Linked DNA regions of Homo sapiens: all the other regions are linked to region 2. A link is a contact called in ENCODE Hi-C or POLR2A ChIA-PET data. All regions are on one chromosome and are shown on one strand. Each heading gives the region's core, a stretch centred on a gene start or an enhancer-like site at or near the end of the contact. The rest is flanking DNA. Distances are from core to core; before and after follow the strand shown. Region 1 overlaps PCBP1-AS1 (PCBP1 antisense RNA 1). Region 2 overlaps C2orf42 (chromosome 2 open reading frame 42). Region 3 holds the start of TIA1 (TIA1 cytotoxic granule associated RNA binding protein).

Region 1 (2,700 bases), core at 197-2,696, 91 kb before region 2:
TTAGAGCTTCGGGGTAGCTCAATAACTGAGATACCAGGGAACTTGCGAATTCTTTAGCCCTTCAAATGGGCCACAAATAATGAATTTTATCTCTTCTTCCTTCTTCATCTCCCCACAAAGGCTTGGCAAAATTCCTGTCTCACTAAAAAGTTTCTAAGTTGTTCATAATGGCCCTCTCAATGGAGCAATATTCAATACACAAAAGTCTAGTTCATCAAAGGAGTCAGGTTATTTGCTTGAGGTTCATCTGTAACTAGCTATATGAGCTTGGACAAGTCACTTCACCTTTCTGAGTTCTATAAAGTAAGGAGGTTGGAAAAAAAAAGAAAGGGAAGCAATAAAACAACCTTGAACAGAAAAAAGACTTTAAGTTTTTAAGTCTAAAAGGCTCATCAAGTGCCAACAAGTGTTATTTTTAAAAGGCATACACCTCAGCCTGGCCAACACGGCGAAACCTCATCTCTACTAAAAATACAAAAATGAGCCAGGCGTGGTGGCACGCATCTGTAATCCCAGCTACTCGGGAGGCTGAAGCAGAAGAATCGCTTGAACCCAGGAGGCAGAAGTTGCAGTGAGCTGGGATCGTGCCATTGCACTCCAGACTGGGTAACATGAGCAAGACTCCATCTCAAAAAAAAAAAAAAAAAAAAAAAAGACATACCAGAAGCATACCACAGGAAACTCTAAGCATAAATAAAAATTCACAAACTTCCAGAACAAGAGAACAGATTATTACTTACAAGGAAAAAAAATCCCATTGGACTTCTCATCTGTATCACCAGAAACTCAAAACACTGGAAAGCTACTTAGACTTTGTCGAGACTAGGACTAGTATTCCAAGAATTCTAAACCTAACCACAATATCATTCATACACGAAGGTTAAAAAGAAATTGGACATAAAAAGACTTTGAAAGTACCACTCATGCCCCCCTTCTAAGAAAATCACTCAAAGAAATGTCCTACTTGGCTGGAAGTGGTGGCTCACGCCTGTAATCCCACCACTTTGGGAGGTCAAGGCGGGCGATCATGAGGTCAGTAGGTCGAGACCAGCCTAACAGTGCAAAATCCTGTCTCTACTAAAAAAATAAAATACAAAAATTAGCTGGGCACAGTGGCGCACGCCTGTAGGAGGCTGAGGCAGGAGAATCGCTTGAACCCGGGAGGCGGAGGCTGCAGTGAGCCGAGATTGTGCCATTGCACTCCAGCCTGGGTGACAGAGTGAGACTCCGTATCAAAAAAAAAAAAAAAAAAAAAAAAAGGAAATGTCCCAGGCAATTAACATTTAACTGTAACAAAGCCAGGAAAGACAAACTATATAAAAAACATGTTTCCCCTCCCCAACAAAAACCTTTTAATGAGTTTGGACCAGATGACTTCGAATGGCCTTTCCAAGTATAAACAGAAACTGCCCTGTACACCACAGTCCCTGGCAGTCTGGGTTTGTGAGTTGTTCATCACCTAGTGGCCTGATGAAGTAAATGCAGTTTGTCAAGTGCCCGGATAAACTTCCAGCCATTTTGTGAGCTCTGATGGCGTATGCAGCAGGGCAGCAGCCTGACCTCCTAATGATTACAAGAGTAGGAGACTGCAAACCCTCCAAACTCACAGACAATTGTAAAGACTTAGCTCACCATCAATTCATTCTTCAAGGAGGAAAGGAAAGCATACTCACCTTGTAACTAAATAATCCTAAGTGAAGCACAGATTTGTCAGACTGCATTTACAAAGTAGGGAGAAGTAGAAATTGTTTCTGTGCAGAATGATCTGAACTGAAAGCAAGTTTAGGTATTAGGATAAACTGCAAATATGTCTTACACATAGGAAGACTGTCTTCAAAGGTTCATGAGTTTGCATGTGGAAGATGTATTACATTTATTCTGTATAGTTCCGGGGTACTGGTCTAAAATTAGGCCGGGCACAGTGCCTCACGCCTGTAATCCCAGCACTTTGGGAGGCTGAGGTGGGAGGATCACCTGAGGTCAGGAGTTCCAGACCAGCTTGGCCAACATGGTGAAACCCCATCTCTACTAAAAATATAAAAATTAGCCAGGCGTAGTGGCACACACCTGTAATCCCAGCTACTCAGGAGGCCAAGGCAGAAGAATCACTTGAACCCAGGAGGTGGAGGTTGCAGTGAGCCGATATCGTGCCACTGCACTCCAGCCTGGGTGACAGAGTGGGACTCCGTCTCAAATATAAATAAATAAAAACAAAAATTAAATTAATGAGAAGTCTCAATTAGATTTCAATTCAAAACAAGAAATAATTTTCAGCAGGGCACAGTGGCTCATGCCTGTAATCCCAGCACTTTGGGAGGCCAAGGCGGGAGGACTGATTGAGGTCAGGAGTCCAAGACCAACCCAGGCAACATAGCGAGACCCAGTCTCTACAAAAATTTTTCTTTCTTTTTTTTTTTTATGAGAAAGAGTCTCGCTCTATTGCCCAGGCTGGAGTGCAGTGGCACGATCTCAGCTCACTGCTACCTCTGCCTCCTGGGTTCAAGCAATTCTCATGCCTCAGCCTCCCGAGTAGGTAGGATCACAGATGTGAACCACCATGCCCAGCTAACTTTTGTATTTTTAGTAGAGATGGGGTTTCGCCACATTGGCCAGTCTGGTCTCAAACTCCTGGCCTCAAGTGATCCACCCACCTCGGCCTCCCAAAGTGCTGGGATTACAGGTGTGAGCCACTGCACCCAG
Region 2 (2,700 bases), core at 194-2,693:
GTGAATGAATGTGTCTTCTTTGTTTAAGGTCAAGATCCAAAGCTTTGGACAGTGTACTGTACTGTTCACCAGCTGACACTCAAAGGAAGATGCAGTTTTGAAGTTCACTTACCAACTTTGAGAAAAGTTTTTAGTTCCAAGGGTCGCAGCACTGGTTGTTTTTCTATACGACCGTAGGTTTCTGCTATGCTTTCTACTTCCACTTTAGGGCATTTAAATAGCTCATAAGTCCCATCTCGGTTCTGGATAAAGCTACGGGTGATTTCCAAGGGCATCTGGACACCAAGACAATACCAAAAAAAGGTGAGAGAGAAAACTTTCAAAACAGACCAATACCTGGATGACGACAAATCTTTTATTATTCCTTCTTTCTTGTTAAGTATATTCAAATGAATTACAACTTCCCTGTTTTTCAAGAAAATCCTGTCAACAAATCTGCCTTTTCTCCCTTACATCATTCATGGCTTTCCTTTTTTCTCTAAAATCTTAAATTTCCACCCCAGCCAAACTATATACCAATTGAGCCTCTAACATCTTCATGGGTACATGACTGCTGCTGGCACAGACCTGCTCTAAAATCAGTTTCATTCCTTCCCCTACTGCTCTGCTAGCAGCATTCTTCTCTTAAATTCCTTTGTTCATAGCACCTGCAGCTCACCTCACATCCTGTATGCTTCATACTGTCCTTGGGACTGAGCCAAGCAGAACTGGAACTGGATGCTGTGGTGACCCAGAGCAAATTACAAACTTCTCAGAGCCTGTTTTCTCACGGGCAAAATGCAGTTAATGCCAGGGCATGGCTGGGAGGTCAAATGAGGTGACGGAGGTAAGTAATGCCTGACAGTGAGAAGCTCCATGATGGTTAGCTCTATTCTCCCACATGCCTGCACCCTGAGTTGCTTCAGTGTCTCCCTAAATGTCATCCATTCCAGGCTAAAAACTGCCTCTGTGCCATGTGCATTTAAAGGAGTTCCTCAAGTGTTTTTAATGCCAACACAGCCCTTTTCTAGGGTTCACATGTATTTACTTTTTTTAAGAGGCAAGGTCGCTAGGAGTGGTGGCTCACGCCTGTAATCCCAGAACTTTGGGAGGCTGAGGTAGGCGGATCACCTGAGGTCGGGAGTTTGAGACCAGCCTGACCAACATGGAGAAACCTCATCTCTACTAAAAATACAAAATTAGCCAGGCGTGGTGGCAGACGCCTGTAATCCCAGCTACTCAGAAGGCTGAGGCAGGAGAATCGCTTGAACCTGGGAGGTGGAGGTTGAGGTGAGCCAAGATCACATGATTGCACTCCAGACTGGGCCACAAGAGTGAAAGTCCGTGTCAAAAAAAAAAAAAAAAAAAGAGTCAAGGTCTCACTTGGTTGCCCCTGCTGGAGTACAGTGGCACAATCATGGCTCACTGTAGCCTCCAACTCCCAGGCTCAAGTGATCCTCTTGCTTCAGCTTTCTTAGTGGTTGGGACTATAGGCACACACCACCAGGCCTCACTTTTTCTTTTTTTCTTTTTTTTTGGAGATGGAGTCTAGCTCTGTCACCCAGGCTAGAATGCAGTGGCACGATCTCAGTTCACTGCAACCTCCGCCTCCCAGGTTCAAGTGATTCTCCTGCCTCAGCCTCCCGAGTAGCTGGGATTACAGGAGCAAGCCACCACGCCCGGCTAATTTTTGTATTCTAGTAGAGACGGGTTTTCACCATGTTGGCGAAGCTGGTCTCAAACCCCTGACCTCAGGTGATCTGCCCACCTTGGCCTCCCAAAGTGCTGGGATTACAGGCATGAGCCACCTCGCCAGCCTCTTTTGCTTTCTTTCTTTCTTTCTTTTTATTTTTTTAAGAGTAGGGGCCTTTGCTGGCCTGGCGCACTGGCTCACGCCTGTAATCCCAGCACTTTGGGAAGCCAAGGAGGGTGGATCACCTGAGGTCAGGAGCTTGGGACCAGCCTGGTCAACATGGTGAAAGCCTGTCTCTACTAAAAATACAAATTAGCTGGGCAGGATGGTGCGCTTGTAATCCCAGCTACTCGGGAGGCTGAGGTGGGAGAATTGCTTGAACCTGGGAGGCAGAGGCTGCAGTGAGCCAAGATTGTGCCCTGCATTCCAGCCTAGACAACAGAGTGAGACTCTGTCTCAAACAAAAAAAAAATAGTAGGGGCCTCGCTGTGTTGCCTAGGCTGGTCTTGAACTCCTGGCCTCAAGCAATCCTTCATCTCAGCCTCCTAAATCGCTGGTATTATAGCCACCATGCCTGGCTCACATGTAAATTCTGTAGCTATCAAACAACTTATTTTTTTTTCCTGAACAGAAGAATGCCTTGCAATTAAGCTACTCTTAATGTATCAAATCACATTATGCTGAATTTTCTACTTTTTTGGAGACGAAGTCTCGATCTTGTCCCCCAGGCTGGAGTGCAATGGCGCAACCTCAGCTCACTGCAACCTCCGCCTCCCGGGTTCAAGCGATTCTCCTGCCTCAGCCTCCCAAGTAGCTGGGATTACAGGTGCCTGCCACCATGCCTGGATAATTTTTGTATTTTTAGTTGTGACGGGGTTTCACCATGTTGGCCAGGCTGGTCTCAAACTCCTGACCTCAGGTGATCCACCTGCCTTAGCCTCCCAAAGTGCTGAGATTACAGGTGTGAGCCACCGTGCGCGGCCTGAATTTTCTACATAATTCTATTACTGTAGGAAAAAAAACTCCAT
Region 3 (2,700 bases), core at 16-2,515, 87 kb after region 2:
TTTATTAGAGAGCTGCAAAGAGAAACCTAAAATTGCATTTTTAATGCATGGAGCTCTCAAACTGCCAGTATTCCAAGAATATAAACAAAAAGCTATGTCATCCAAGAAAAACAAAAAGCTATGTCAAGAACTCATTGAGCTTTTCTTCTTCCGAGAAATGCCAACAAAGGCAGGATCAACTCATCCGATAATACCTCGAAAAACAAAGAACGCAGTTGGGGAAGCCACACGACAAAGAAAATATCCACGCTCCGGTAATTTAACGCTATCTCTAAAAATTCTCTGTAAATATGTTAGGGCATTTACAGCCCGCTCGTTCAACACCATGTCAATCACAACAGTAGTAAACGACTATAAAAATAATATTAAATCCATTTCCCCTCAATTGATATATTCCTTCTGGGTGAGATTTCCAAATCCTTGGGGTGTCTGGTTAGGCTTTTTGGTCGGTGGGTGCTACAGAAGGAAAGCCAGAGGTTAAAGAAAAATGCTTGGCTTTTTTCCAATTGGCAACTGCAAGAATAAAGTTTACTGCACTGAAAATGAGTACAAGCACCCTCGAGGAGGAAAAAAAATCTTATCACCGAGAAGAAAATGAAAGGAAGAATTTCAGTAGGAAATCAAAAGTAAAATTAAAGGGAGACGGCTGTAAAGATAAGAAGAGGTTAATCAAAAAGGGGGAGAAGCGGGAAAAGGAAAGAAAGCATAGGACAAAAGGAAGGTTCGACGAGTTCTAAAAAGAGGTCTGAATTAAAGTCTTTTCTCCAGGTCTAAGACCACAGAGGGCCCGTGGCGAGAGCAAAGGTCATGCAATGGTGTTGCTAAAGTGAAGGGATTAATTGAGAGGGTTGAGCCCCGTCTCCCTTCACCTCGTCCTCACAGATTGGGTCTTGGTTGTAAGCATCCAGGTGCATGCTAAGGAAACAAAAACCACGATATCGCGGTGTCCACGGAGAACAATAGGCTGGGAGCGGCGCAGGGCCGAGGCCTTCCCTCCGGGACGACCACCATCCCGCCTCCCTCATCGCTGCCCCAGACTCACAGAGTCTTGGGCATCTCGTCCTCCATGGCTGCTGCTGTCGCGGCGGCGCCTCCAGGTCCAGCTCCCTGCCCTTCACTACCTCCCAAATCGTTTAAGCGGTTATGGCTACAGGATAGTGGGGTTTCTCGGCTGACCAGAGGTTACTCCGCCTCCTCCTCCGGCGGCAATTACACTAAACCGCCCGGCCCAGCGGGAACAATGAAACCCCAATACAAGATGGCGGCGAGCCGGGAGCCTAGGAGCAGCCAGCAAAGTTACCCGGGCCGCGCAGGCGCAGAATAATCTTGCACTCTCAACCTCCGGGCCGCCCGGCTACACCTTAATCCATAGGTTCACTTGTTGCGCAGCCGCTCTTCCACCCGACGCGAGGGACGCCTCAGACTGCGCAGGCGCAAGTATTAACTACTTCACGATTTGCGTGAACTTTTTTGTCTTCTGGCTGCGGATTCGAGTGTTTCGACCGCGAATTATGAGGGAGTGGAAACCTTCAGGGACAGTAAAAAGCCTAAATCTTTCCTCTTTTGGAAAGATATATAAAGACTCTTCAAGCTATCTGGTTTTTAGCGAGCGAGAAGCAAAACGCCTATGCGCCGCCCGGGAATCGAACCCGGGTCGCAAGAATGGGAATCTTGCATGATACCACTACACCAGCGGCGCTGTTGACATGCCCAGCCGCCACAGTATTTTAGGAGGAAATAGAAGCAGACGTTCTCTCATGTGAAAAGAATTGTCATGTATTATTTATTCATTTAAAAGTAAAAGTTTATTGACAGTCTGTAATCTTCTGTTTTCCAATAACATAAATAATTTATCTTTTCTCATCCCAAACATAGGAATGGATGTTTCAACTTTCTCTGTACAGAAAAAAAATTTCAATTTAAAATGTTTACTTAAGAAATAAGAAAAAAGAAAAAAAGTTTTACTTAAAAAAGTAAGGATTTTATTAAGAATTTGCGTCGTTGGTGCTAGCCAGATTTTTCAGCGCGGGGAGGATATTTCCAGATGCCAGATTTTTATTTATATTTGCATTTCTTCCGTGTATTGATTGCACATTGAAAAGCATTTAAGAAATAGCTGTTTAGGCCGGGGGCAGTGGCTCACGCCTGTTATTCCAGCACTTTGGATGGCTGAGGCGGGCGGATCACCTGAGATCAGGAGTTCGAGACCAGCCTGACCAACATGGCGAAACCCTGTCTCTACTAAAAATACAAAAATTAGCTGGATGTGGTGGTGGGGGCCCGTAATCCCAACTACTCAGGAGGCTGAGGCAGGAGAATCCTTGAATCTGGGAGGTGGAGATTGCAGTGAGCCGAGATCTTGCCATTGCACTCCAGCCTGGGCAACAGAACGAGGATCCGTCTCAAAAAACAAACAAAGAAACAAACAAAAAACCCCAGCTATTTAATGCAAATTGGTCACAAGAATCTTAAAAGTAAACAAGTCAAAAGATACATAAACTTCAGTCCAACTTTAGGAGGCAGAGAAATTAGAGCTCTGAAATGTGATTCAGTATACTCTGTATGCATTTCACATTGCTTATTATATATATATGTCACTAAAGTAATCCTATGTCTAGGAATCTATCCTACAGAAATAAAACAATTAATTTATAAAGATTTATGTGCCAAGATACAACTGCAGCATTGTTTACAGTAGAA

What was found. A loop is a pair of places that touch in the nucleus more often than their neighbours do. ChIA-PET counts read pairs that join two places held with the same protein, here RNA polymerase II (POLR2A). Pooled maps may share reads with other maps.
Region 1: a pooled map shows a loop between it and region 2 (3-fold over the local background). The contact joins two enhancer-like sites. A Hi-C loop is called at or near these places in 1 of 37 single-sample maps with no recorded cell type and 2 of 50 pooled maps. POLR2A ChIA-PET finds 5 or more read pairs at or near these places in 8 of 52 experiments (B cell, OCI-LY7, WTC11 and 5 more).
Region 3: a pooled map shows a loop between it and region 2 (4-fold over the local background). The contact joins the promoter of TIA1 here to the enhancer-like site in region 2. A Hi-C loop is called at or near these places in 1 of 168 maps with a recorded cell type or tissue (endothelial cell of hepatic sinusoid), 4 of 37 single-sample maps with no recorded cell type and 3 of 50 pooled maps. POLR2A ChIA-PET finds 5 or more read pairs at or near these places in 12 of 52 experiments (A549, A673, B cell and 9 more).

What each region holds. Positions count from the first base shown.
Region 1 is chr2:70,069,550-70,072,249 of GRCh38, forward strand. The region is part of intron 4 of PCBP1-AS1 (PCBP1 antisense RNA 1); the gene reads right to left. It also overlaps a transcript of ASPRV1 not described here. Among named protein-coding and RNA genes, the nearest start is that of PCBP1-AS1, 16 kb to the right of the region's middle. RefSeq lists enhancers at 1,308-1,602, 1,540-1,609. Within about 2 kb of position 1,447, at least 33 of the 41 ENCODE cell types and tissues checked have a DNase peak (open chromatin) inside an H3K27ac peak, as active enhancers do; they include OCI-LY7, where a contact is called at or near this core.
Region 2 is chr2:70,160,513-70,163,212 of GRCh38, forward strand. C2orf42 (chromosome 2 open reading frame 42) reads right to left here. Exons shown (of 10, transcript NM_017880.3): 9 at 113-275. Among named protein-coding and RNA genes, the nearest start is that of C2orf42, 29 kb to the right of the region's middle. RefSeq lists an enhancer at 528-577. Within about 2 kb of position 1,444, at least 2 of the 41 ENCODE cell types and tissues checked have a DNase peak (open chromatin) inside an H3K27ac peak, as active enhancers do; they include GM12878 and OCI-LY7, where a contact is called at or near this core.
Region 3 is chr2:70,247,363-70,250,062 of GRCh38, forward strand. TIA1 (TIA1 cytotoxic granule associated RNA binding protein) reads right to left here and starts at 1,266. Exons shown (of 13, transcript NM_022173.4): 1 at 1,043-1,266. The coding sequence starts at 1,068. TRG-CCC2-1 (tRNA-Gly (anticodon CCC) 2-1) reads right to left here and starts at 1,699; the gene lies at 1,629-1,699. RefSeq lists enhancers at 32-847, 848-1,662.